Linked DNA regions of Homo sapiens: region 1 is linked to region 2. Evidence: read pairs that join two places in POLR2A ChIA-PET (ENCODE). Cell type or tissue: PC-9. All regions are shown on one strand. Each heading gives the region's core, and the rest is flanking DNA. Links, peaks and the distances in the headings are about the cores only. Region 1 overlaps SSH2 (slingshot protein phosphatase 2). Region 2 overlaps SSH2 (slingshot protein phosphatase 2).

What was found. ChIA-PET counts read pairs that join two places held together with the same protein. Peaks named below come from ENCODE experiments on the same cell type or tissue, not always from the same donor. Only the 100,000 strongest peaks of a DNase experiment are listed, where the experiment ranks them.
Region 1: POLR2A ChIA-PET joins it to region 2 with 5 read pairs; 7 of 35 experiments call an interaction of 5 or more read pairs at or near these places.

The regions. Positions count from the first base shown.
Region 1 is chr17:29,785,279-29,802,506 of GRCh38, forward strand. SSH2 (slingshot protein phosphatase 2) reads right to left here. Exons shown (of 16, transcript NM_001282129.2): 3 at 8,616-8,659. Among named protein-coding and RNA genes, the nearest start is that of SSH2, 140 kb to the right of the region's middle. In PC-9, for the core only: no CTCF peak of the experiment used is centred there; no DNase peak of the experiment used is centred there.
Region 2 is chr17:29,683,637-29,695,135 of GRCh38, forward strand. It overlaps SSH2 (slingshot protein phosphatase 2), which reads right to left. Exons shown (of 16, transcript NM_001282129.2): 6 at 927-1,048. Among named protein-coding and RNA genes, the nearest start is that of SSH2-AS1, 50 kb to the left of the region's middle. In PC-9, for the core only: no CTCF peak of the experiment used is centred there; a DNase peak (open chromatin) is centred at 8,665; H3K27ac peaks cover 1,562 bases.

The DNA of each region.
Region 1 (17,228 bases), core at 6,423-8,922, 100 kb after region 2:
GAATTCTACTATAATTAAAATTAAATTAAGATCTCAAAGTACTTTGTTTCCTATCATAACTATTCACTATTCACCTTAAAAAAGGTGTCCTGAGATTGCAAGATATATTTCAGTGCAATCTTGTTCATTTTTATTTATCATCTTATAATTGTATTAGGTTGACCCATATGAGACAGCTGTTTACAGTTAATATGTTTGAATATTGGCGTTTCATTTTTTTTTTTTTTTTTTTTTTTTGAGACAGAGTCTTACTCTGTTGCCCAGGCTCTGGAGTGCAGTGGTACCATCTCTGCTCACTGCAACCTCTGCTTCCCGGGTTCAAGCGATTCTCCTGCCTCAGCCTCCTGAGTAGCTGGGATTACAGGAGCGTGCCATCACGCTCAACTAATTTTTGTATTTTTAGTAGGGATGGGGGTTTTGCCATGTTGACCAGGCTGGTCTCGAACTCGTGACCTCGAGATCCACCCACCTCGGCTTCTCAAAGTGCTGGGATTGCAGGCGCGAGTCACCGCGCCCAGTCCGTTTACTTTTTTTTTTTTTTTTTTAGACGGAGTCTGCCTGTGTAGCCCAGGCTGGAGTGCAGTGGCGCGATCTCGGCTCACTGCAAGCTCTGCCTCCTGGGTTCACACCATTCTCCTGCCTCAGCCTCCCCAGTAGCTGGGATTACAGGCGCCCGCCATCACGCCCGGCTAGTTTTTTGTATTTTTAGTAGAGACCGGGTTTCACCGTGTCAGCCAGGATGGTCTTGATCTCCTGACCTGGTGATCCACCCGCCTCGGCCTCCCAAAGTGCTGGGATTACAGGCGTGAGCCGCCGCGCCCGGCCCTGTTTACTTCTATAGTTATTTTCCTGGCTATTCCCCGGTCAGCAAAGTGGGTCATCACACAAGAAAAAGTTGAGTTCATAAATATGCAAAGGAAATACTGGCATCAAATTTCATCCATTTATCTTTTGACCAAATAGTGAGACAAACAGGTTGGAAAGGTTCCCTGGCAAAACTCCAGCCAGCCTGCATACTGAGGTGGAGCTTCGGGAAGTTCGCACAATTTGCATGGGGAGGAGCCTGGCCCCTCCTCTTCCTTTGTGAAACCTGGGATTCAAACTGCAAGGCAGGAAGGAACCAGCAGGAATTCTAGCCTTGCAGAAAGTCCCTGTTCCCCCTTTGTTTTCCTTTTTGCCCCATAAATCCCATTATTCTCACCCTTCAATCATCTGTGAGCCTAAATTTTTGTTGCCATGGGACAATAACTCTGTCTTTAGCTGAACTAAGGAAAAGTACTGCAACAATAGTCAATGATATAAAACCTGATTTTCTGTAATTATGTTATCTTTTTATGCCTGTCTTCTGAGAAAAAAAAAATATTGCTGGAGTTCAAATATCACAAAAAGGTGGCCAGCCATGGTGGCTCACACTTGTAATCCCAGCACTTTGGGAGGCTGAGGCAGGAGGATCACTTGAGCCCAGCAGTTTGAGACCAGCCTAGGCAACATAGGGAGACCCTGTCTCTACAAAAATAACAGAAAATATTAGCTGGGCATAGTGGTGCATGCCGGTGGTCTCAGCTACTTGGGAGGCTCAAGTGGGACTGAGCCCATTACTGTATCGCTGCACTCCCGCCTGTGTGGCAGAGCAAGACCCTGTCTCAATCAATCAATCACAAAAAGGGGCTAGTATGGCATAAATACATTGTTTCTTAATTGTGGTAAAATAAACATAAAAATTTCCATCTTAACTACTTTTAAGTGTACAGTTCACTGGCATTAAGTACGTTCACAATGTTGTGCAACCACCACCACTATCCATTTCTAGAACTTTTTTCATCTTCCAAAACTGAAGCTCCGTACCCACTAGGCAATAACTTCCCACTCCATCCATCCCCCAGTCACCATTATTCTGTCCGCATGAATTTGATTATTCTAGGTATCTCATGTAAGTGGAATCATACAGTATTTGACTTTTTGTGATTGGCTTATTTCACTTAGCTTAATGTCCTCATTTTTACCCACGTTGTGGCATGTCAGAACTTATTTCCTTTTTAAAGGCTGAACAATATTCCACTGTACATATAATACCTCATTTTGTTTATCCATTCATCGTTGATGAACACTTGGGTTGCTTCCATCTCTTGGCTATTGTGAATAATGTTGCTATGAACACGGGTGTATGAATCTCTTAAGACCCTGCTTTCAATTCTTTTAGGTATCTACCCAGGAGTCCAGAAGTGGAATTGCTGGATCATATGATCATATTCTATTTTTAATTTTTTGAAGAATCACCATACTATTTTCCATTGCAGCTATGCCATTTTACATTCCCACCAATAGTGCACAAGGCTTCCAATTTCTCCATATCCTCACCAACGCTTTATGTTGATAGTGGCCATCCTAATGGGTATGAGGTAGTATCTCACCGTGGTTTCAATTTGCATTTCCTTAATGATTAGTGATTTTGATTTTTTTTTTTTTTTTAAGAGACAGGGTCTTGTACTGTTACCCAGGCTGGAGTGCAGTGGAACCTTCTTAGCTCACCACAGCCTTTAATTCCTGGACTCAAGCAGTCTTCCCACCTCAACATTCTGAGTAGCTGGGACAGGTGTGTGACACCACACCTGGCTAAATTTTTTTATCTTTTGTAGAGATGGGGTCTTGCCATGTTTCCCAGGCTGGTCTCAAACTCCTGGGCTCAAGCAATCCTTCCTTCTCAGCCTCCCAAGTGCTGGAATTACAGGCATGAGTCACTGCATTCGGCCTTGAGCATCTTTTCATATGCTTATTGCTTATTTGTTTATCTTCTTTGGAGAAATGTCTATTCAAGTTCTTTGCTTATTTTTTAATTGGGTTGTATGATGGTTAATTTTATGTGTCAACCATCAACCTGACTGGGTCACAGGATGTCCAGTATTTGGTTAAATATTATTCTCGGCTTATCTGTGAGGGTGTTTCTGGATAATATTAACCTTTGAATCAGTAGACTGGGTAAAGCAGACTGTCCTCTCCAGTGTGGGTAGTCCTCACTCAATCTATTGAAGGCCTGAATAGAACAAAAGGCTGAATAAGGGAGAAGTTCCTCCTTCTGCCTTTGAGCAAGGACATTGGTCTTCTATTTTCGGACTCAGACTTGGACTCAGCAAATGGTGGACTGAGCCACCATTGGCTCTCCTAGTTCTTTAAGCCTTTGGACTTGGACTGGAACTATACCATTAGTTCTCCTGGGTTTCCAGCCTACAGATCTTGGGACTTCTCAGCCTCAATAATGTAAACCATTTACTTAGAATCAATTTCTTTCTTTTCTTTCTTTCTTTCTCTCTCTTTTTTCTTTCTTTCCCTCACTCTCTCCCTCCCTTCCTCCCTTCCTCCCTTCCTCCCTCCCTCTCTCCCTCTCTCTATATATATCTATCTATCTCTATGAGATACCCTTTTTGGTTCTATTTCTCTAAAGAACCCTGACTAATACAGATATTGGTCCTGAGAAATGGGGTGCTGAGGCTTTGAAACCAGGTAATGGGTAGAAGAGTTTTGAAGTGCATGCTAGAAAAAGCCAAGATTGCCATGAAGGGATTGCTAAAGGCAATTCTGGTGAGTGCTCAGAAAGGATAGAGGAGATCTGGAGAAAATGCTTCCATCTTCTTAGAGAATACATAAAGAACCACGAACAGAATATTTGTAGAAATATGGATGGAAAAGCCCTTTCTGACGAAGGCTCAGATGGAAACAAGAAACATGTTAGTGGACAATGGAGAAAAGGCAATCCTTGTTATAAAGTGGCAAAGAACTTGGGCTGGATTGTGTTTGTGTTCTAGTATTTTGTGGAAGGTAGAACTTGCAACAGTGGAATTGGACATTCAACTACAGTGGTTTCTAAGCAAAGTGGTGAAGGAGTGGTTTGGCTCCTTCTGGCTGCTATAATAAAATGCAAAAAGAGAGAAATGAATTGCAGAAGGAATAGTTAAGCAAAAGGGAACCAGAACTTACTTGGAACATTCTCTGCCTGTGCATATTGCAAAAAATGAGAAAGCATGTTTGGAAGGGAACACCAACAGTGTGGCTGACTGACCATATAAGGAGGGTAGTGTTGGTGTGAACCACAGGCCTAATCAGCCATCTCAATAGAAGCCAGGATAGAGAAGGGATTATGCAAACAGAAATACTGCCAGCTAGGACTAAGGGAAACAGAGAAAATGAAATGGAATAAAGGAAGACTGTGACTACGCATTATCCTTCAAGAAAGGGGAAGAAGGATCCCCCCAAAGGCAATTCAGTGATGATCATCAGGGCTTCTACTCTCATCACACCCACCATGGGTGGCGATCAGGGAGCAGGCTGTCTTCACTTCAGTTTCAAAGGCTAGGACCACTGGCAAGCAGAGTTGTGTGGGCAGGGCTCTTGCAGAGAGCCCTGTGGATGGCACTCCACTGAGCTGAAGGGGCAGGGCCACCACATGAAGCAATGAGGGTGACGCTGCCACTCAAGTGCATCTGGAGAGCAGAGCATCAAACCAAGAAGGATTATTTTCAAGTCTTAAGACCTAAGGGGATTTGCCTTGCTAAGTTTTAAACTTATTTGGGACCTATCAGTCCTACTTTCCTTCTGATTTCTACCTTTTGAGATAGGAAATCTATCCTATGCTTACCTCACCATGGTATTTTGGAAGTGCTTAATTTACCTGGTTTCACAGGTTCACAGCTGGAGAGGAATGTTGGCTCAGAATGAATCATTCCTGGTCTTACTTGTATCTGATTTAGATGATATAAAACTTTGGACTTTAGGCTTCAGAACTGATGCTGGAATGTTTTGTCTTTTAAAGATGTTGAGATGGAATGAATATATTTTGTGTATGAGAACATGAATTTTGTGGGTTCCCGGGCAAAATATTATGGACTTAATGCTTGTGCCCCCTGCTAATTCATATGTTGAAGCCCTACCCTCGAAAGTGAGGCGAGGCCTTTGGGAGGTAGTTAGGGTTAGATGAGGTCATGATGGTGAGCCCCCCATGACGTGTCCTTAAAAGAATAGGAAGAGACCAGAACGTGCTCTCTCTTTCTTTCTCCCCACCAAGTAAGAACACTGAGAGAAGGTGGCTGTCTGCAAGCCCGGAAGAACACCCTCACATGAACATTCTGGCACCTTGATCTTAGATTTCCCAGCCTCCAGGACTGTGAGAAATAAATGTCTGTTGTTTCAGCCACCCAGTCTAGGTATTTTGTTATAGTGGACTGACTAGGGTTTTGTTTTTATTGAGCTGTAGTTCTTTATATCCACATTCTGGATTTAACCCCTTATGATTTGCAAATATTTTCTTCTGTTCCATGGGTTGCCTTTTCACTCTGTTGATAGTGTCTTTTGATGCACAGAAGTTTGAAATTTTGATGTAGTCTAATTTATCTATTTTTGTAGTTATGGTTGTTATCTGTGAACAAAGCCATCATAGTTTGGTCTAATTGTACTGAAAGATTTTTTTTTTTTTTTTTGAGACAGAGTCTTGCTCTATTGCCCAGGCTGGATTGCAGTGGCGCAATCTCAGCTCACTGCAACCTCTGCCTCCCGAGTTCCAGTGATTCTCCTGCCTCAGCCTCCTGAGTAGCTGGGATTACAGGCTCATGCCACCACACCCAGCTAATTTTTGTATTTTTAGTAGAGACAGGATTTCGCCATGTTGGCCAGGCTGGTCTCAAACTCCTGACCTCAGGTGATCCACCCACATGGCCTCCCAAAGTGCTGGGATTACAGGTGTGAGCCACTGCACCTGGTCTGAAAGATTATTTTTATGACTTTGTCAATAAATGGCATTTGGTTAAGATTTATTATTATTATTATTATTAATTTTTGAGACGGAGTCTTGCTCTGCTGCCCAGGCTGGCGTGCAGTGGCTTGATCTCGGCTCACTGCAACCTCCACCTCCAGGATTCAACCAATTCTCCTGCCTCAGACACCTGAGTAGCTGGACTACAGGCATGCACCACCACACCCGGCTAATTTTTTGTATTTTTAGCAGAGATGGGGTTTCACCATGTTGGCCAGGTTGCTCTTGAACTCCTGACCTCATGTGATCCGTCTGCCTCAGCCTCCCAAAATGCTGGGATTACAGGCATGAGCCACTGCCCCTGGCAAAAATAACAGATTATTAATGCAATGTCTTCTTTGTTACCTGGAACTGGCCTTTAGTTTTAATGATATGCTGTTTACTATTTAATTTCCTACTACAAGCTACATTTGAACCCACAAACTGACAAGATGAGTTCAGGCATGCTTAATGAAATGATTCAATGCTGGTTTATTCTGTGGTGAGTGATGGAGAACTCTGAACAATCTGTAGCAGTCAAACATACAAAAATCAATCTCTTACATACCGTATAGCTACAAGGGGCATTCAACTGGCAGGTAAGATAAGTTTCTTTGCTTCGAGTCGGACTAAAGCCTTTAGATTTAGAAATAGCTTGGCAAACACACTAAATGTAAGACATTATAACAGATTAGCAAATTTTGATTTTTTAATAGTTGCTACTAGGTTTTTTTCATTTCTTATTTTTATAAGTAATCCTCTTGTGAATAGAAGAAGCCTGCAAAAACCCTCTGCTGGTCAAAGTGACAAAGTATTGCCAAAAACTTAAAAACAGGTCTTTATGATTCTTCTTCTTCCTCTTTTTTTTTTTTTTTTTTTTAGTAAGACAGAGTCTCACTTTGTTGCCCAGACTGGAGTGCAGTTGTGTGGTCTCTGCTCACTGCAACCTCCACCTCCTGGGTTCAAGTGATTTTTCTGCCTCAGCCTCCTGAGTAGCTGGGATTACAGGCATGCACCACCATGCCTGGCTAATTTTTTTTTGTATTTTTATTAAAGATGGGGTTTTACCAGGTTGGCCAGGCTGTTCTCAGACTCTTGGCCTACCAAAGTGCTGGGATTACAGGTGTGAGCCACCGCGCCTGGCCTTTATAGTTCTTAATGGCTTGACAATTCAGTACTGTGAATAAGAGAATGACTTCCATTGCCTCATCATTAGGTAATTTTTTGGAACAACATTATTCCAGTGGATATTGAGTCAATATATAAAGCTTGAAATTGACTCAGAGAGCTTTAAATCTGACCTTCTAGAAAATATAAGAATTATTTTTTCATTCTAATGGGAATATGATTACGATGCCTCTGGTACACATTCAGCTAAAATTTATTTTTGGTTTCTACCTCCTTAGCCCTATGCAAAAGAAGGACACTTCTCTTTGCTAAGAGACACGAGAAATTAAGCCTTAAGCCCACAATTTATGTGTTAACAAATCAGGAAAAAAACTACCGATAATCTCAGTTACTGATGAAAAGGAACTATTTTTATATTAAGTTGTAGTTTACAAGAAGGAGGTATATATCAACAAACACCTGATAATAATAATAATAATTTTTATTATTTTTTGTTTGTTCTTGTTTTTGAGACGGAGTCTCGCTCTGTAGCCCAAGCTGGAGTGCAGTGGCGCGATCTCGGCTCACTGCAAGCTCCGCCTCCCGTGTTCACGCCATTCTCCTGCCTCAGCCTCCTGAGTAGCTGGGACTACAGGCACCCGCCACCATGCCCAGCTTATTTTTTGTATTTAGTGGAGACAGGGTTTCACCGTGTTAGCCAGGATGGTCTTGATCTCCTGACCTCGTGATCCGCCTGCCTCGGCTTCCCAAAGTGCTGGGATTACAGGCGTGAGCCACCGCGCCCGGCCTGATAATTATTAAAGCAGCATTCCCTTTAGCCAGCTTCTTCACAATGAGCATGCTTATTGATCCTTTCTCTGTATCATCTAGAATGGCTCATTTGAGTTCAGAGGATACAAGTTTGGTAACATTGAAATGACCATCTAGAACTTACCAGGCCTGTTTCTTGTGGGAGGGAGTTACTTTTAAAAACCCTTAAAGGAGATAAAATAAATGTTATTTTATACTTCCTAGATTTCTCTCACAATTGTTTTCTTTTAATGTTACTGGGTACTGGCACCCTTCTAACAACATGCCCACTATTCCATGAGAAGAGGGTAAAAATATTTCATTGCATTTTAAAAGATTAGGTAGGTTACTCAGTATACTTACTCAGTATACCCTTTGTATAGAAACAAAGTGAAATATTTACCAATCTGCAAGAATTGCCAAAATTTATCAAATATGAATGACAAATTAAGTACAAAACTGAAGGCTGAAATGTTCTTCAGTTGATATTTTCCTGAAAGGTAAGGAAATTTTGCTTTTTTATTACCCCCAAGATAATTCCTTGGATGCTTGGGTGAAAACTGAGCCAAAATTGACCTTTCTGCCTCTTTTTAAACCAATGTACCATTGAAAAATCTTTCTGAGTCAGTAACTGGATTCCTAAAGCATTCGCTCTTACTCTTTTTTTTTTTAAAAAACGGAGGAAGGTCCTGATACGTTGTCTCAAACTCCTGGCCTTAAGCAATCCCAAGTAGCTGGAATTACAGGCACAAAATACCATGCCCAGGTGCAATCTGGTTTCTTGAGAGACCAAGGAAGCACGTTGAAAAACAAGGATAAGCTAATCTGATAAGACTGAAAAAGAATTAGAGAAAAAACAATAACTACTACAAAAATATCCTACAACAAAAATGCCGTAGGATATAATGAACAAACATACCTCCTGGGCTGTGACCGGCATTCTTCCTCCCCACTGTCTGCCTCCTGTATAGACAGAAAATGAAAAAAAAAATTAAAACCTGAGGTTTCATATCATAATATCACTAATATAATTTTACTAAGTTTCACATGTTGTGTACTTGAACTAAATTACTCATGTTGTATACTTGAACTAAATTCTCTTCAAAAAAAGTGACTTCAACCAACCCAGGAAGTTGATGTCAATAGAACTTACTCCTGGAGGTAACTTCAACAGTAGTCCATGAACAAATTTCATTGACAATGAAGTGCTATTCATTAAAACAATTACCTCCAAAAACCAACTAAACATGTTATTTTACTGTTATGCTACTTCAGCTTCAAAACGAGTGGGCATTCTGACTACCACCAATAAATCTCATCAATATAACCTATTAATGATTCTGACCCCCAAAGAACAACCTAAACAATGAACACCACTTAAAAGAGAGTGCTCATGATCAAATCACCATCAACATCAACATAATGGCTACCACTTGTTGAGTACTTACAATGTGCTAGGCACTGTGTTCCTCAATTTAAGTACATTACTGTACTTATTCTTTATAAACCCAGAAGGTTGATGGTACCAATTATTTTTAATTTATTCAAATACACACAGTAACATAGGATAAATCAATGTCATATAAAAGCACTGATGGTTAATGACCCACCCAGGGATGCCAAACAATGATGACAACAAAAAGCACTGAATCATAGTTCAATTACAATATTTATTTCTTCTTAGTGTGGCACATAAAATAATAGAAAGTCTTATAACTTATGTCAATTTAGACTCAATGAATATTTTACAGATGAAGAAGCAAAAGGGAAATAAGCTGTCCAAGGAGACTCATGTGGTAAAGAATTAAAACGAAGAAATATTGACTCCCAGCTAGCTGAAAAAGCTTATCATTTACCTCTCCTTGCCCTGGGTTAAAAATTAGTATATGTTATGATATTATACTGATCTTCACAGAGGCAAGAATATTGACATGAAGGAAAAGTGAGGAAAGATGAAGAGGCTTTTTCTTTAAATTTGCTCCCTGACAATTTGTATTTGTTCTCTCATCACTTTTGCCCTATCTGGCAAACACAGAACTATTAGGTAGAAGGAGAAAAATAATCTCAGAGAATATGTGTACTGTCTGCCCAACAAGTCACCTGCATTTTCATTTATGAAGCCATCCTCATCTACCTTTACATCATTCTGCCTCCTTTCCTGGGCAACCAAGCCTAGCTCTGTAACTTTCATTCCCATGTAGCTGGAATTACAGGCACAAAATACCATGCCCAGCTGCAATCTGGTTTCTTGAGAGACCAAGGAAGCACGTTGAAAAACAAGGATAAGCTAATCTGATAAGACTGAAAAAGAATTAGAGAAAAAACAATAACTACTACAAAAATATCCTACAACATTTCATTATTCATTTCAAACATGTCTTTCTCTCTGTCTCTCTTTTTTTATTTTCCACAAAGGAAGAACAAAACAAAGATTCTGCTTCCAGAAGGAGTACAGGTAGAAAGTGTCATAGTGTATTACACTCTTTGCATATAAGAGAGAGGTTTTAGGTTAGAAAGGTATGCCCTTTAGAGACTGAAAAAAGGTTTAAAATGGGAAAGAGCTGTCTCTAGAATCAATAATCAGAACCTGGAAAGTTTGCAAGAATGAAAATAAAAGACTCAGATAAACAAATGTAAATGTTAGATTTTTGTGCCCAAAGAACTGTAATAAATAGAAATGATTTCCTGGAATATCATTTAACAAAGAGTGCTTCAGTACTGTTATTATTAATAGATCTCAAATTATAATGCAGTCTTCTCACATTTTTTTCCTTATCTTTTTTTTAGACGTTGTCTCACTCTTGTCACCCAGGCTGGAGTGCAGTGATGCGATCTCGACTCACTGCAACCTCCACCTCCCAGGATAAAGCAATTCTCCAGTCTCAGCCTCCCAAGTAGCTGGGACTACAGGTGCCCGCCACCATGCCTGGCTAATTTTTGTATTTTTTAGTAGAGATGGGGTTTGGCCATACTGGCCAGGCTGGTCTCAAACTCCTGAACTCAGGTGATCCACCCCCATCGGCCTCCCAGAGTGCTGGGATTATAGGCGTGAGCCACCGTGCCCGGCCACATTATTTTTTAATTGCATTAAATATTATATAAGAATATGTTTAACATATAAGTTATGAGGTACAATAACAAAATTAATACCTATGAACACCATTCCACCTAAGAGCTATAATAGTACCAACACTGTTGCTTCTGTTTGCCTCTTATTTCCCATTCCTCTTTCTATTATGTGACTACTATCCCAGTTTATACTTTTTTTGTTTCCACCTCATTTTATTATTTAAAAAATTTCAAACATAAAATTGAAAGATCTTATAGCGAACTTGTATATCTACCATCTAGATTGTATCATTAATATTTTCTATACTTTTTTTTGAGACGGAGTCTCGCTCTGTTGCCCAGGCTGGAGTGCAGTGGCGCAATCTCAGCTCACTACAACCTCCACCTCGTGGGTTCAAGTGGTTCTCCTGCCTCAGCTTCCTGAGTAGCTAGGATTACAGGCATGTGCCACCATGGCCTGGCTAATTTTTGTATTTTTAGTAGAGACGGGCTTTCTCCATGTTGGCCAGGCTGGTCTCGAACTCCTGACCTCAGGTGATCCGCCCACCTCGGCCTCCCATGGTCTAGGATTATAGGCGTGAGCCACCATGCCTAGCCAATATTTTCTATACTTTTTAAAAATCATATGTTTATTCATCTATCTGTCCATCTATCCATCTTATTTTTTGGATGCATTTCGATTTAAGTTACTGATATCAGTACATCTGCCTTTAAATGCATAATAATTAATTAGAATTCAGTATTTCTTTATAGTTTTTTCCTTTCTTTTTTTTTTTTTGTTTAGAGATAAGATCTTGCTCTGTCACTTAGGCTGTAGTATGTGCAGTAGCATTATCACAGCTCACTGCAGCCTCAAACTCCTGGGTTCAAGCAATTCTCCTGCCTCTCCCTCCTGAGTAGCTAGGACTACAGATGCACACTGCCAGGCCTGGCTAATTTTGTTCTTTATTTTTAAGTTTTTGTAGATACGGGGTCTCACTATGTTGTTCAGGTTGGTCTCAAACTTCTGGTCTCAAGTGATCTTCCTGCCTTGACCTCCCAGAGTGCTGGGATTACAGGCATGAGCCACCACACCTGGCCAGTTTTTTTTTTTTAAGGTAAAATTTATATACAATGAAATATACAAATCTTAAGTGCGCCATTTAATGAGTTTTGACAAATGTATGTGTCTACGTAATTCAAACTGCTATCAAGAAATGGAACATTTCCATCACCTCAGAAATTTTTCTCACAGCCATTCCCAGTCAAAATGTGGCACCACCCACTCCTGAGGCAACCCTGTTCTGGTTTTCCACCACAGATTTTTGCCATAAAAAATTAGTACACAGGATATGATTCCATTGTTCATTAAATGGGATTATATACTATGTACTACTTTATGGGAAGATTTTTGAAAAATATTCAGCATAATGTTTTCGAGATTCATCCCACGTTGTTGCATAAAATAGCAGTTCATTCCTTTTTATCGCTGAGGATTCCATCACATGAATATACGAGTTCATTTATTTATTCTCTTATTGATGGATACATTTGGGATATTTGAGTTTTTGCCTATCACGAACAAAGTTATTAGCCAGACATGGTGGTTCATGTCTGTCATCCCAGCACTTTGGGAGGCTGACGCAGGAGGATCACTTGAAGTCAGGAGTTTGAGACCAGCCTGGGCAAAATAGCAAGACACAGTCTCTACCAAAAAAATAAAATAGTTAGCCAGACATGGCACCTGTAGTCCTACTCTGGAGGCTGAGGTGGGAGGATCGGTTGAGTCCAGAAGTTTGAAGTTGCAGTGAGCTATGATCACGCCACTGCATTCCAACCTGAGAGACAGAGTGAGACTCTAAAATTAAATAAATAAATAAAGCTATTATATGAATATTCTTTTGTGAAGTTTTTTTTTGGGGGGGATTGACATAAGTTTTTATTTCTTTTGGGTCACAAGACAGAGGCATGTATAGTTTCATATAAAATTGCCAGGTCTTCTCCCAAAGCATTTACACCGCTTTATACCCTCATCAACAATGCGTGAGAGTTATAACTTAACTCTAATTGGCAATTCTTTTCCCCTATGGTTATTGTTTTCAGGTTCTTAAAAACCTTTGCCTACCCTCTAGTCATGAACATATTCTATCATTTTTTCTTTCTTTCTTTTTTGAGAAAGTCTTGTTCTGTTGCCCAGGCTGGAGTGCAGTGGTGGGATCTCGGCTCACTGGGTTCAAGCGATTCTCCTGCCTCAGCCTCCCAAGCAGCTGAGATTACAGGCGTGTACCACCGTGCCCGGCTAATTTTTGTAGTTTTAGTAAAGGTGGGATTTCACCATATTGGCCAGGGTGGTCTCGAACTCCTGACCTCGTGATCTGCCCACCTCAGCCTCCCAAAGTGCTGGGATTACAGGTGTGAGCCACCGTGCCCAGCTCAATCTTTTATATTTTAAAGAATGTCTCTTTAAAGATATCAATAGGCCATATTTTTGGCATATTTGAATTTTTACAGAAAGAACATCATAACCATTATGATTATTATCGTTATGCATATTACATAACCTCATTGAGTGTTTATTCTACACTAACACTGTTCTACAAATGTGAGACAGCATTATAATTATCCCATTTTAGGAATGAAGAAATTGAGGTACAAACTGGTTGTTGCTTTTTGCCCACAGACAGCATTTGAACCTTACTTTATCCATTATGACAATCTTTGCCATTAACTGTGGTGTTTAGTACGTTAACATTTAATATAATTTTTGATATTGTTAGATTTGTGTCCACCATGTTACTATTTATTTTCCGTTTGTCGCCTGTATTTGTATTCCTCTGTTCTACCTTTTCTGCCTTCTTTGGTATTATTTGAATATTTTTTAGAATTTTGTTTTAACTTGCCTATTGGGTCTACCTCTTTGCATTATTTATTCCCTTGTTTTTTAAAAAATTACATATGCCTACATTCTTAAACAATGTATTACTCATTTTTGATTGTTTGAGGGCTTAAAAACTGTGTTATACTGTGTGTAGTTTTCCCAATATGCTTTTTAAAAACTAAATATTATCCTGAAAAGATTCATCTACTTATTACATATAGCTATAGTTCACTCATTTTTGATGGGGTAAAATTCGAATATATCATAGTTTATCCATTCTATTTACATAGACTAGATTGTTTCTATTTTTTTGGTGACATACACAATGCTGCTATCAGCATTCTTGTACGTGTCTTTTGGTGTACATGCAAAATATATCAACAGTATATATACCTATGAGTGAAACTGCAGGGTCATAGAGTAAATAAAGGTTCAACTTTACAAGATAGTACCAAATTATTTTCCAAAGTGGTTGTACTGATTTATACTCTCACCAGAAAGAGTAAGAGTTTTAGTTGATCTAAATTCTAGCCAACACAGGATCATCAGATGTTTTCTATTTTTGCCAGTCTAATGTTTTATCTCATTATGGTCTTAATTTGCTTTGTCTTGAGATTAACTAATGAGGTTGGGCATCCTTTCATAGGTTTATGGGCTACTACTAGTTTCATAGCCTTGCCCTTATTTCTAAAATAAGCACACCAAAAGAAGGATAATTCAAATTATTTTCAGTTTTTTGGTGGATTTTTCTACCTATGAGAATTGTGATGAGAATATGTGGATAAGTAAAAAGCAAAAACACCCCTGATGCTTTCTTATAGGGCACAAGCAGCCAAAACCAGTTATGTCTACAGGGGTGAACTACATTTATTGAGTACTACGATGGGCTAGGTACTTTATATGTTGTTTCACTGAATGGGTACCACACCCTATGGGACTTATTCAAGGTCATAAATGGTGGAGTCAGGATTTGAACGTGGGTCTATCTTTCTGCTATAATCAGCTGCATCTAAACTAAAAATCTTACTTTGATACTTATAACCCAAGATGGCAATTCAGAGGGAGCTGAAGAAGAAGGAATATCTTTTTTCATGGCTTTTAATAAAGTAATATCCTTTGCATCTTTCCTCTATGACTTCTACACTTCAAAGTAGTGCCAAAAGCGTAGAAAATTCCTTTGGCTCCCCCAAAAAGCAAATCAGAACAGTGTTTTTAACACAAGATCCCCAAATAATTTTTTCTTTCTTTATGTTTCAATAGCCAGCCAAATGAATAATTTGCTTTCCCTTCTGTTTACTTCGAAAAAAAAACTTGAGGGAAAAAAAAACTAAGCATATCAAAGCATTGTAGGTCTTAGGGTAAAATGGATTTAAAAGGAATGAAAAAAATGTTCAATTATGTTAATTTCAGCAGAATTCACCGCCAAAAAAGCAAAGACACAACATTTCTTATTTAATAAGAGTAACTATCGGGTAATGCAGTTATCTTGAACAATAGCATTCAAATGGTAGCTGAAGGTGGAATGCTTACCATTCTATTCTAACAAGTGCAGAAACCAGATATAACAGCCTTTCTTGTCAAGTAACTTCACACATTGTTACTGAAAAATGCCAGTCAATCTCTTCAAAACATTGGAAATTACCAGGAGAAAAGTGTAGAGACAGCTCTTAGTTTCTTAGTGAACAGAATAATTTCTGATACATAACGAGAATATCTAAATTAAATAATTAAATAATTAAATAAATTACTAAATGTTTAATTAATTAAACATTTAATTAATTTAATAATTAAATGACTAAATATTTGTTGGCTTTTTTATGATCAAATTTCCAAGAGCCCTATTGTTAAATAGCTTTTAAAGAGTATAATTACTTCTTATGTTCTTAAGAAAAAATTGACCTAGAAACAGTAAGGTATTACATTTAATTTTAGGGTGTTCAGGAACCATTAAGTCTTTTTTTCTTTTTTTTTTTCTTTTTTTTTGAGACAGAGTCTCACTCTGTTACCCAGGCTGGAGTGCAGTGGTGCGATCTCGGCTCACTGCACCCTCTGCCTCCTGGGTTCAAGCGATTCTCATACCTCAGCCTCCCGAGTAGCTGGGATTACAGGTGTCTGCCACCACCCCCTGTAATTTTTGTATTTTTAGTAGAGATGGGGTTTTGCCATGTTGGCCAGGCTGGTCTCAAACTCCTGACCTCAAGTGATCCACCTATCTCAGCCTCCCAAAGTGCTGGGATTACAGGCATAAGCCACCATGCCTGGCTCCATTAAGTATTAATTGAAAGATTAATGCATTCTTATTAATCTGTTTACTACCTGATCATAAAAACAGGTCACTAAATAAAATATGTCTGGAAAATATAGAAGCACTGAAGTAATATTTGCTGAGAAGTAGGCTTGGTGGAGGGAGATGCTGTCAGCCTTGAACACTGGGCTAGCAGAGTGTTAAGCAATATTTTCCCAAATCTTATCATTCAAGATTCTTTACACTTTCTATTTGCTCCAATCCAAGTCATCTCATTTATCATTCTCCAAACGTACCTATTGACTTCCTTTGTTCATGCTGTTGTATCAACCTAGAAAGCCCCTCTCCCCTCTCCTATATTCTTTTCCAGTCTTCAAAGCTAGTTTCAAACACTAGTAGTTTGTGACATTTCTTTTATCACCTGACTGATGCTCTCTGTCTCCCTCCAAACCTAACGGTTGCTGTGCATCATTTTTGCGACACTACCAGTTCTGTTTCTGGGTTACAACTGGGTACTTGTTTTATCTCCCATCATCAGATTGTAATCTCCTTAAGGGCAGGAACTATGCCTCATTGCCCTTTGCATCTCACTCTGTGTTTAGCACAATGCCCTATGTGCAGATGGAACTCAATAAAGGGTCGAATGAGTGACTGGAGCAGCTAACTAATGCCATGTGAATGCTTGAAGCTAACTAGCTATACATTTTCTGCTAGTAAGGACTCTATGCCAGTTACATTTTAGCCTTACCAGGTTAAAAGAATGGTTTTTGTTGCTCAGGAGTAGCCTGTGGCTAAGATCTGGCAGTAATACCTTAATACCTTACCCAAAGACTATCCTTTTGGTTAAGCAGACAGAATCATTTACTTGATCTCAATTTTTAAAACATATTATTTTTTTTGAAAGATGAGGTCTCGCTATGTGCCCAAGCTGGTCTTGAACTTCTAGCTTTAAGCAATCCTCCCACTTCAACCTCCCAAAGTGCTGGGATTACAGGTGTGAGCCACTGCACCCAGCCCATCTGCTCTCAATTATATATTCATTCATTCTCATTCATTCATTCATTCAACATTCATTGACTACCTATTATGTTTTAGATACTAGGCACCAGGGAATGAAAGTAAGCACAACTGTCCTTATTCTTAAACAGTTAGTATTGTAGTGGGGGAGACAGTTCCATAAAACAGAAATTATAACGATATGTCATTTAGGCCTACAGCAAAAGGACATACAAAATGTTATAGAAGCAACAGAGGAAGAAGTGACTAACTATGGTGTTGGGAAATCCTTCACAAAAGTTAATTTTTTGGCCGGGCTTGAACTAGTGGGTTTTTGTCAGATGGAAAATAAGAGTATTGGCCAG
Region 2 (11,499 bases), core at 7,529-10,028:
AATAGAGTAGGCCAGGTGCAAGGCTCATGCCTGTAATCCCAGCACTTTGGGAAGCCGAAGTGGGAGGATTGCTTAAGCCCAAGAATTCAAGACCAGCCTGGCCAACATAAGGAAATCTTCTCTCCAGAAAAATAAGGAAAAAAAAAAAAAAAAGACCAAATAGCTGGGTATGGTGGTGCATGCCTGTACTTCTAGCTACTTAGGAGGCTGAGGTGGAAGGATTCCTAGAGCCCAGGAGGAATTTGAGGCCGTAGTGAGCTGTGACTGCATCACGGCACTTCAGCCTGGGCAGCAGAGCGAGACGCTGTCTCAAAAAGAGAAATAAAAAGGCAGCTTTTTTTCCATGGAAATGTAACTTTGAAACCACTTGCTTTATATTGTGACTATCTAAAGATGAGATGAAGGTATGGAATAATGGTAAATTGGAAACACACGACCAAAGACATTCACTAAACATTCTTGTTTCTCAAGACTGTGGCTAAGATACTTATGTTCTTTAGTTTTATGTCTTGTACTTTAACAGCAGAACTGCACAAGATATTTTTGTGATAAAAGGCAACTGGGGCCAGGCACGGTGGCTCACGCCTGTAATCTCAGTACTTTGGGAGGCTGAGGTGGGTGGATCACTTGAGGTCAGGAGTTTGAAACTGGCCAATATGGCAAAACCCCATCTCTACTAAAAATACAAAAATTAGTTTGGCATAGTGGTGTACACCTGTAATTCCAGCTACTCAGGAGGCTGAGGCAGGAGAATCGCTTGAACCCGGGAGGCGGAGGTTGCAGTGAGCCGAGATTGAGCCACTGCACTCTAGTCTGGGCAACAGAGTGATGACACTCCGTCCCCATTAAAAAAAAAAAAAAAAAAAAGCAACTGGAACAGGTTACTTAAAAAGCAGTTTTCACATTTTGAAATGGTACCACCATACCTGTCATTAGAGGAGAAATCCATTCCTAGGACGATGCTTTCTTCAGTGTCTTGTCTACCATTAGTTGAAACCACTACCATATAGCGTGTTCGATTCTGGTAAGTACTTTCCAGTCTTACAGCCTGGAATTTAGCAGACAACAGAGAAATTATGAAATTTAGGACATTAATTTCAGATCATTTCAACCCTTTTTCATCAGCATCTTAAAGCATACTCACGAAGGCAGCAGAGCCAGTAGTTAGGAGACATAAATTAAAATCTCAGCTCGTACACTAGCTATAAAAACTTTGGTAAGTTACTAAATTAATTGGAGGGAGATATAATAATACCTAACTGTCAGGTTGTTTTAAGAATCTTATAAAATAATACAGTAAAGCACAGTGCTTGGCACACAGTAAATGCTCAATAAGATGTTTGTTATTAGTGCAATTTATACTAATTACCACAGTGTGTAATAAAGACTGAAGAGGGAAATGTGAGGTATATGAATGTGAGCATTGGTCTCAGAGATGCAATTCCCACAAACAATTATAATATGGAGCAAACTATTAGCATCATCTAAGGGGAGTACTGACTTTGCTATACTGAATTCCTGCATGTTAATGCACTATAAGATTTTCTTCAGTTTCGATGATAATGAAAGGAGATTGCATTTTTAGAAACTTCTCATTTTTTGTCAAAAGTTTTAATTTATTCTTAATTAAATTTTAAAAGGACCCTCAGAAAATCTGAATATGGACAGGGTCTTAGATGAAATTAAGGATTTACTGTTAATGTAATAACAGCATTGTGGTTACTGTGACTTTTTCTTAAGTACCTGGAGTGAAATGACATGGTTTCTGAGTTTTACTTTAAAATGTTCCAACAAAAAAATTTAACAGGGAGTGGGGACAGATGAAAGAAATCAGACAAAAGGTTGATGGTTATTAAAGCTGAGTAATGGCCAGGCACGGTGGCTCATGCCTGTAATCCCAGCACTTTGGGAGGCCAAGGTAGGCAGATCACCAGAGGTCAGGAGTTCAAGACCAGCCTGGCCAACATGGTGAAACACTGTTTCTACCAAAAATACAAAAAAAATTAGCTGGGCGTGGTGGCGCACGCCTGTAATCCCAGCTACTTAGGAGGCTGAGGCAGGAGGATCACTGGAACCCAGGAGGCGGAGGTTGCAGTGAGCTGAGATCACCCCACTGCCCTCCAGCCTGGGTGACAGAGTGAGACTCTGGTTCAAAAAAAAAAAAAGCTCAGTAATGAGTTTGTGAGGATGTACTTTCTTTCTTTCTTTTCTTTTTCTTTTTTTTTTTTTGAGACAGAGTTTCGCTCTTGTTGCTCAGGCTGGAGTGCAATGGTGTGATCTCGGCTCACCGCAACCTCTGCCTCCCGAGTTCAAGCGATTCTCCTGCCTCAGCCTCCCGAGCAGCTGGGATTATAGGCATGCGCCACCACATCCAGCTAGTTTTGTATTTTTATTAGAGACGGGGTTTCTCCATGTTGGTCAGGCTGGTCTCAAACTCCCAAGCTCAGGTGGTCTGCCCACCTCGGCCTCACAAGATGCTGGGGTTTACAGGCGTGAGCCACCGCGCCCAGCCTTGATAAGTTCAAAAAGGTATCTTATAAGCCTTAAAAATAAAACAACTACAGGCAACACATTCAAATATTTATTACACATATATTATATATACAATAACAATGCCAAGTGCTGAGGATTCAGTGGTAGAAGAGAGAGACATGATCTATGCCCTCATCGAGTTATATAGTCTAGGCTACTCTTCTTTCATTTGTTAATAATAGTTTTAAAATGACAGTTTTTTTTTTTTTAAGAGACGGAGTCTTGCTCTGCCTCTCAGGCTGGAGTGCAGTGGTGTGATCTCGGCTCACTGCAACCTCCACCTCCCAGGTTCAAGCAATTTTCCTGCCTCAGCCTCCTGGGTAGCTGGGACTACAGGCACATGCTGCCACGCCCGGCTAATTTTTTTTTTTTTTGTATTTTAGTACAGATGGGGTTTCACCATGTTGCCCAGGCTGGTCTCGAACTCTGAACTCAGGCAATCCACCTGTCTTGGCCTCCCAAAGTGCTAGGATTACATGCACGGGCCACTGCACCCAGCCTTTTCTTTTTGTTTTTTTGAGACAGAGTCTCCCTCTGTCACCCAGGCTGGAGTGCAATGGCGTGATCTCGGCTCACTGCAACCTCCGCTTCTTGGGTTCAAGCGATTCTCCTGCCTCAGCCTCCCAAGTAACTGGGATTACAGGCACATGCCACCATGCCTGGCTAATTTTTGTATTTTTATAGAGACAGGGTTTCACCATGTTGGCCAGATGGCCAGGCTGGTCTCGAACTCCTGCCTCAGGTGATCCACCCACCTCAGCCTCCCAAAGTGGTGGGATTACAGGCGTGAGCCACCCACCTGGCAAAATGACAGATCTTTGAAGCCAGAAAAATGTGCTCTGGAGGCAAATTCTTCTGTATAAAATAACCCCTATTCCTTAGAGAAACAGAATTCTAATCCATCAACTGGCTCATTATATTTGTCAGAAATTTCTATTTGGAACTTTTTTTTCAGTGCTGCTGTTCTTGGAGTCTCCCTCCTGTTAACTCTGTCACCATTCCAAAATGGCCAGGCCAAGGGAAAAAGAGGCATAGTTACACGGCTCAAATGACCCATTTAGCAAGGCAGAGGTGAGACTCCCATGGCTATCTTTTTGTCTCTATTCTGATACTCCTAGGAAAAGCTAGGGAAGCACAAACAGCAGAAGTGGCTACATTAAATCTTGTTTCTAATAAGAACGGATATAACAAGAATGTAATGCTTACCATTCTGATGCCAAATGCATAAGATAGAGAGCTGTACTTTTGACTTCATGTTCCATGAAGTAATTGAGCATTTAAAACCAAATTCACTTATGAGAAGCTAAGCGGAACTAACATTTAAATGGACTAAGATCTAGAAGGCTGGGATCAAGGGTGGGATATTATACACACAGAAAAATGAATAAATAGTAAATGTACATGTGGCAGACCGGGAGGCAGTACTGACTCCTTCTCTGATTGTAGAAACACTCTACAACATGTTAATTAATCACAAATCCTGGTGCAGGTAAACTGGATTTTCTTATAAACAAGATCTCGCATATTATTACATATTTATATTTGGGCCTCCCTTGGCCCAAGTTTCCTGAATGTGTTAGAGGCTCTTTTATTCTCTGTCAACGCTCCAAGAATTTCTGGCAAGGCTCAAATACAAATGGCCTGGGAACAAATGAACTTTGTTTCTGACAATTTATTTACAGCTCCTACACCAACCAGTGGCAACTGATTGGCTAAGTCAAAGCTGATAAAAGGAAAAATATAACTTTCATAAGTATTATCTATAATGCAAGTTACCAGCCAAGTTAGAAGTGGGCTGCAAGAGTTTCTTTGTAAGTGATATTCATTGCAAACATTAGTGTTTTTTTTTTTTTATTTTTCGAGATGGAGTCTCACTCTATCGCCCAGGCTGGAGTGCAGTGGTGTGATCTTGGCTCACTGCAACCCCCGCCCCCCGGGTTCAAGCGGTTCTCCTGCCTCAGCCTCCCAAGTAAACGGGATTACGGGCACCTGCCACTGCGCCTGGCTCATTTTTGTGTTTTTAGTAGAGATGGGGTTTCACCATGTTGGCCAGGATGCTCTCGATCTCTTGACCTTGTGATCCACCCGCCTCGGCCTCCCAAAGTGCTGGGATTACAGGTGCGAGCCACTACGCCCGGCCAGATGTCTCTTTAAAGTTTATTTTATAATATCAAAAGCATTTCAAATGTTTGGCTCTCCCTTGCTTACTCAAACTGTAACAGAAGTTCCCAAACCTAATGAGAAGGGCCCCAGACATTTAATACTGACTTAGGCTTGAATAACATGCATATCTCAGATCCATTCAATTTTAAGCTTCTTTTTTGTTTTTGTGTTTCACTCTGTTACCCAGGCTGGAATGCAGTGGTGTGATCTGCAACCTCTGCCTCCCGGGGTCCAGCAATCTTCCCACCTCAGCCTCCCAAAGAGCTGGGACCACAAGTGCCCGCCACCATGCTTGGCTAATTTTTTGTATCTTTGGTAGAGATGGGGTTTCACCATGTTGTCCAGACTGGTCAATTTTAAGCTTCTTAAATGGAAGAATAGCACTTAAGAGTTCCTGGAATTTGATCACAGGCCTCTAGACAGTACCTACAGTATTGATTCAACACCTATATCCTAATTAGAAGGATGAGATAAAAATCTTTGAAGAAAAAATTCTGAAATGTGAGGGGATAAACCCAAGACTTTAATTAAAGTTCCTTTTAGGCCGGGCGCAGTGGCTCACGTCTGTAATCCCAAAACTTTGGGAGGCTGAGGCAGGTGGATCGCTTGAGGTCAGGAGTTCGAGATCAGCTGGCCAACAGGGCAAAATCCTCTCTCTACTAAAAATACAAAAAAAATTAGCTGGGTGTGGTGGCATGTGTCTATAATCCCAGCTACTCAGGAGGCTGAGGCAGGAGAATTGCTGGAACCCAGGAGGAGGAGGTTGCAGTAGGTTGAGATCACGCCACTCCACTCCAGCCTGGGCGACAGGGCAAGTGAGACTCTCAAAAAAAAAAAAAAGTTCCTTTTAAGCTTCAAGATTCTAGGTTAAGGAATTAAAAATCTATGTGCCGCAGCCATAAGGAAAAGTCTAACGCCCATCCTGGTTTAAGGTTTATTTCGTATTCCTCTGTTGGAGATAAGATTAAGCAAAATCTAATAATTTATTAACACAATCAAATAAATTTAAAATGGCAATTTTGTACATAATATCCTAATTTTGAAAAGGACAGCATTTCCAATGTTTCTTCAGTCTCCAGAACCTATATTGAAATCAATGACTGGAATAAGACAATAATTGAGATGCATTTGATTTATCAACTAAAGTTCTCCTTGAAAAGGACACTACTGAAGTCCATTTTAATTGTCTAAACAAAACAATTATTCTGGACTTTAAAACTTGGCAGCAATAGTAACTAAGATTATATTTCCAAGAAACTACATTTACTGCCTAAATGTGGAATCCTATTACAAGTTACAGGTGAATTGGATCCAGCAATCTTAGGACTGAAGTAGGTCTGAGAAGTCATCCCCTGCCTCTTTATTCCTGAAGAACCCAATCTGTTTTCAAAGCTCATCTATTAAAGAATAATGCTATTCCCTCGGCATCCAATTTAAATGTTTAACCTAATTACAAGCAGTTTACAAACTGGGCATAGTGGCATGCCAGCTACTCGGGAGGCTGCAGTGGGAGTATTACTAAAAATACAAAAATTAGCAGGGCATCATGGCATGTACCTGTAATCCCAGCTACTCAGGAGGCTGAGTCGTGAGAATCAGTTGAACCCAGGAGGCAGAGGCTGCAATAAGCCGAGAACACACCACTGCATTCCAGCCTGGGTGACAAAGCGAGATCCATCTCAAAAAAAAAAAAAAAAAAAAAAAAGAGCTTCTCTCCTCAGCATCATCTAACATCAGGAAATACTCCTCCTTAAGCTTAAACTGTAACTTTGCCTTTAATTTCTTTTCACCACTGGGTGCAGTGGCTCACGCCTATAATCCCAGCACTTTGGGAAGCCAAGGCGGGCAGATCACCTGAGGTCGGGAGTTCAAGACCAGCCAGACCAATATGGAGAAACCCGGTCTCTCCTAAAAATACAAAAAATTAGCCAGGCGTGGTGGCGCATGCCGGTAATCCCAGCTACTCAGGAGGCTGAGGCAGGAGAATCGCTTGAACCTGGGAGGCGGAGGTTGTGGTGAGCCAAGATTGCGCCATTGTACTCCAGCCTGGGCAAAAGAGTGAAACTCTGTCTCAAAAAAAAAAAAAAAAAGACTTAATTTCTTTACACCAAGAGTCTTACATGCATGCCCCTGTGTGCATGATGTAAGACTCTTGGTGAAAAGAAATTAATTACCCCCAGTAAACTACATTATAAAGGCCCAATGTCTAAGACAGGCAGTTCACCCAATCCATCAGAGAGAAAGGTTCCAAAAGTAGGTAAATATTAAATGCTAGTCAAAAGAATGAAGCAAAATCAATAGCCAAAATTAAAACAGGCTTCACTTGTGACACTAGTAAACTAAAGAACACTGTCTTCAAAAGAAAAAGATTAGAGCTTCAGGAAGTCTCTGAATTTTTTTTTAAATCAGTCTGTATGAAATTCTTAAATATGAATTATATTCTGTGTAGCCATTAAAAACCATGATTTATTTATTGACATGGAAAGATATCCATGATAAACTATGAAGAAAGTAGGTTACAAAAAGGTATTTCTATTTTTATCACATTTTCGTAGAAACAAAACAATGCTCTTCCTCTCACTCTTTACACACACACACACACAGACACACACACACACATAGACACACACACTCTCTCTCTCATATATACATATTTAAAAAAAGAGTGGAAGGATACTTATCCAAATTGCTGAGAACGATTTTCTCAGAATGTAGAATACAGAGTGATTTTTATTTTATTTATACCTTTTTGCATTGTTTGGGAGAAAAAAAAACCCCACATAATACATTTATAGCTAGAAAAAATGAACCAATTTCCATTTTAGAAAGCAACATATGATGAAAACCAAAATCATAAAACTTCTCATTTTCTTGAATTCTCCTGCAAAATACTCAAAAAAGACCTCTTTGTACCTTATCAACACTTCAGCTTTAGTTAAGAACATCAATTGAAATTACTTCAAATGTCCTGAAAATTCTTAATTTCTCAGATTAATGTTTTAATTAAATGGTTGATCTTTGGTAACGTGCAAGAGTACTATAAAACCACTTTCTTTATTTTACTAGCTACAGTTTTTCTAAGTACTACAGTTAATGCTTGATGCCTGTATTTGGAACACAGAGCTTCCCTGGAGGAAAAGATTGGCTTTGTCCTATTTTCTCTCTTTTTTTTTTTTTGAGACAGAGTCTCGCTCTGTTGCCCAGGCTGGAGTGCAGTGGCACGATCTCGGCTCACTGAAAGCTCTGCCTCCCGGGTTCACACCATTCTCCTGCCTCAGCCTCCTGAGTAGCTGGGACTACAGGCACCTGCCACCACGCCCGGCTAATTTTTTGTATTTTTAGTAGAGACGGGGTTTCGCCGTGTTAGCCAGGATGGTCTCGATCTCCTGAACTCGTGATCCACCCGCCTCGGCCTCCCAAAGTGCTGGGATTATAGGCGTGAGCCACTGTGCCCGGCTTATTTTCAATGCTAAAGCAAAATGTGTGGTTTGGTTGGGTTATTTAAAAAATGAAGTCAAGACTTTCAGCCGGGCGCGGTGGCTCATGCCTGTAATCCCAGCACTTTGGGAGGCCGAGATGGGCAGATCACTTGAGGTCAGGAGTTCAAGACCAGCCTGGCCAACATGGTGAAAGCCTGTCTCTACTACAAATACAAAAAATTAGCCGGGTATGGTGGCATGGGCCTGTAATCCCAGCTAGTCGGGGGGCTGAGACAGGAGAATCACTTGAACTCGGGAGGCAGAGGTTGCAATGGGCCAAGATCGAGCCACTGCACTCCAGACTGGGCGACAGAGCAAGACTCTGTCTCAAAAAAATAAATAAATAAATAAAAAATAAAAAAAAAAAAACAAGACTTTCAGTTGACTATCAAACTTTTAACCTTCTGCACAAATCTTCAGAGTTTCAGCATTACAAATTTAACTCAAAACAAAAGCCTTTGCTTTGAGTCTACAAATGCTCCTTTCAGTTACAGAAGTGCTAATTTGTCCAAAGTCATACAATGCATTGACTCATTTTCTTGAAGATGACTCACTCAATAAGCTGAAACATAATGACTATGTGTTTGTAACAACTCAAAACAACTGTAAAACGGCTTGTCATTTGAACTTTGAATTCAGAGGCATCAGTTACATTTTCTGAATTTATATTTTATAAATGTAAAGCAGCTGAAGATGCATATTTTAGTAAGAAAAGAATTGCCAGCTCTGCCTTTGTAACTGCTTCCTTCATGTTCTTCCAAGTCTCTATGTAGTTAAAATTATTTTAATATTTAGAGGTTCAAACCAAATTCCAGAAGGTTATCAATGAGAAAACGATAAAGTGATGTTAGATCTCTTTAAAGCTTTAGCTTTACCAAAACACACAAATGTTGAAAGCTATCAGCAAATATTTATTGGGCATCCAGTATGTGCAAGTGACTGTTGTTATGGGTTTTCAAAGAGGTGTACTCCAAGTGTGATTCCTGGATCAGCAGCATCAGCAGTGTTTCGAAACTGGCTTAAAAATACAAATTATCTCTGCTTCCCCTTTACTAATCGAACTCTGCATGTGGAGTCCACCAATTGGTGATTTAACAAAGCTCTCCATGTGATTCTGATATACTTTAAAGTTGGAGAATCATTGCTTCAGATGATGATGATGATTATTATTAGAGGGTCTTGCACTGTTGCCCAGGTTGAGGGCAGTGGCGTGATCATGGCTCACTGCAGCCTTGACCTGCCAGGCTCAAGCAATACTCCCACTGCAGCCTCCCGAGTAGCTGGCATGCCACTATGCCCAGCCAATTTTTTACTTTTTGTAGAGACAGGGTTTTGCCATGTTGCCTAGGCTGGTCTTGAACTCCTGGGCTCAAGCGATCCTCCTGCCTTGGCCTCCCAAAGTGCTAGGATTACAGACATGAGCCACCACACCCCAATCACTCCAGATTATTAATACTGTAAGAATAGCATCCCCCCCGTTCCCTTTTAAATAATAATAATAACATTATTATTATTTTTTGAGACAGAATCTTCTTCTGTCATCCAGGTTGGAGTGTAATGGCACAATCTCGGCTCACTGCAACCACCGCCTCTTGGGTTCAAGTGATTCTCCTGCCTCAGCCTCCTGAGTAGCTGGGACTACAGGTGTGTGCCAACACACCTGGCTAATTTTTGTATTTTTAGTAGAGACAGGGTTTTACCATGTTGGCCAGGCTGGTCTTGAACTCCTGACCTCAAATGATCTGCCCACCTCGGCCTCCCAAAGTGTTGGGATTACAGGCATGAGCCACTGTGCCTGGCCTTAGATAATTATTTAAGAAAGAAATATATCAAGAAATACAGACAAGATTTATATAAATGTATAATGTTACTTTTGGTTAGGATATAAAACATTTAAAAAATTAAAATTAAGATATAAAATAACTATGAAAAGATTCCTTTAAATTTTTATATATTCTAATCAAAGGACTCATTACCACATACCTAGATTACTGCAATAACTACCCTAGCAGGCCTCCCTGATTTAAAATGATCTTTTCCTCCTCTCTATTCTGTATTAGCTTCTGAGGAATCTTCCCTAACTACTATAGCTGTCCCACGGCATTCTTTGGCTCAAAAACCTGTAATGTTTCACAAGTGCTTATTGAAAAGGGAGAGGTACTACCTTTAGTTAGTAATCTAGAGCAGGCAGCAAGCTTGTGCAACCCGTGGCCCAAGATGGCTTTCAATGTGGCCCAGCATAAATTCATAAACTTTCTGAAAACATTATGAGATATTGTGATTTTTTTTTTAAGCTCATCAGCTATCGTTAGTGTATTTTATATGTGGCCCAAGACAATTCTTCTTTTTCCAGTGTGGTCCAGGGAAGCCAAATGATTGGACACCCCTGAGAGGCTCAGATGGGAAATGTAAATAAGGAAAGTAAGCCACGTGAATATTGAATGGGTAGAAATACTTTCCAATTTCCACAAAGAAATATGGTCATCTCAGTTTTGTTTTCCTAGTTTTATTGGAGGTATTACTACAACAGTGCAGGAATGATGACAAATGGTGACACTTGACTTAAGAAGACAATAGGGGCTGGGCACTGTGGCTCACGCCTGTAATCCCAGCACTTTGGGAGGCCAAGGTGGGTGGATCACGAGGTCAGGAGTTCGAGACCAGCCTGTCCAATACGGTGAAACCCCATCTCTACTAAAAATACAAAAATTAGCTGAGCATGGTAGTGTGCGCCTGTAGTCCCAGCTGCTCGGGAGGCTGAGGCAGGAGAATCGATCGAACCTGGGAGGTGGAGGTTGCAGTGAGCCGAGATTGTGCCACTGCACTCCAGCCTGGGCAAAAGAGCAAGACTCCGTCTCACAAAGAGGATTATGGTAAATTAAGAACCCATGCTAGATCTCACCTAACTTTAAAATTCTGGCTTATGTTTTTTTAAAAAAACACTGTGATCCAAACAAAATGTATCTCTGGCCTATACACTGCCAGTTTGAGACCTCCAGTTTACAGCACTAAATCCATATTTGCCTGCCTTGTTTTCTAGTCTCTATCTTCCCAATAATCATAATAATAATCCCCATACTTAGACAGCATTTTGCACTATGCAGTATGTTTTCATGTCCAGTTGACCCTCTCAACGTGAGAGGTAGTCAGGAGATGAGGAAATGGGCACAGACAGGGTAAAGTAACTTGTCCAGTATCGTATGATTAGTAAAGACCTAAGTCCACGTCTCCTGAGTCTGAAGCCAGCATCAATCTTTGGCCATTTCACTCCCTCCTTGTCCTTCCCTATGTGTGTTTTTGCTTGTTAAGTCCTTATCTAGAATAA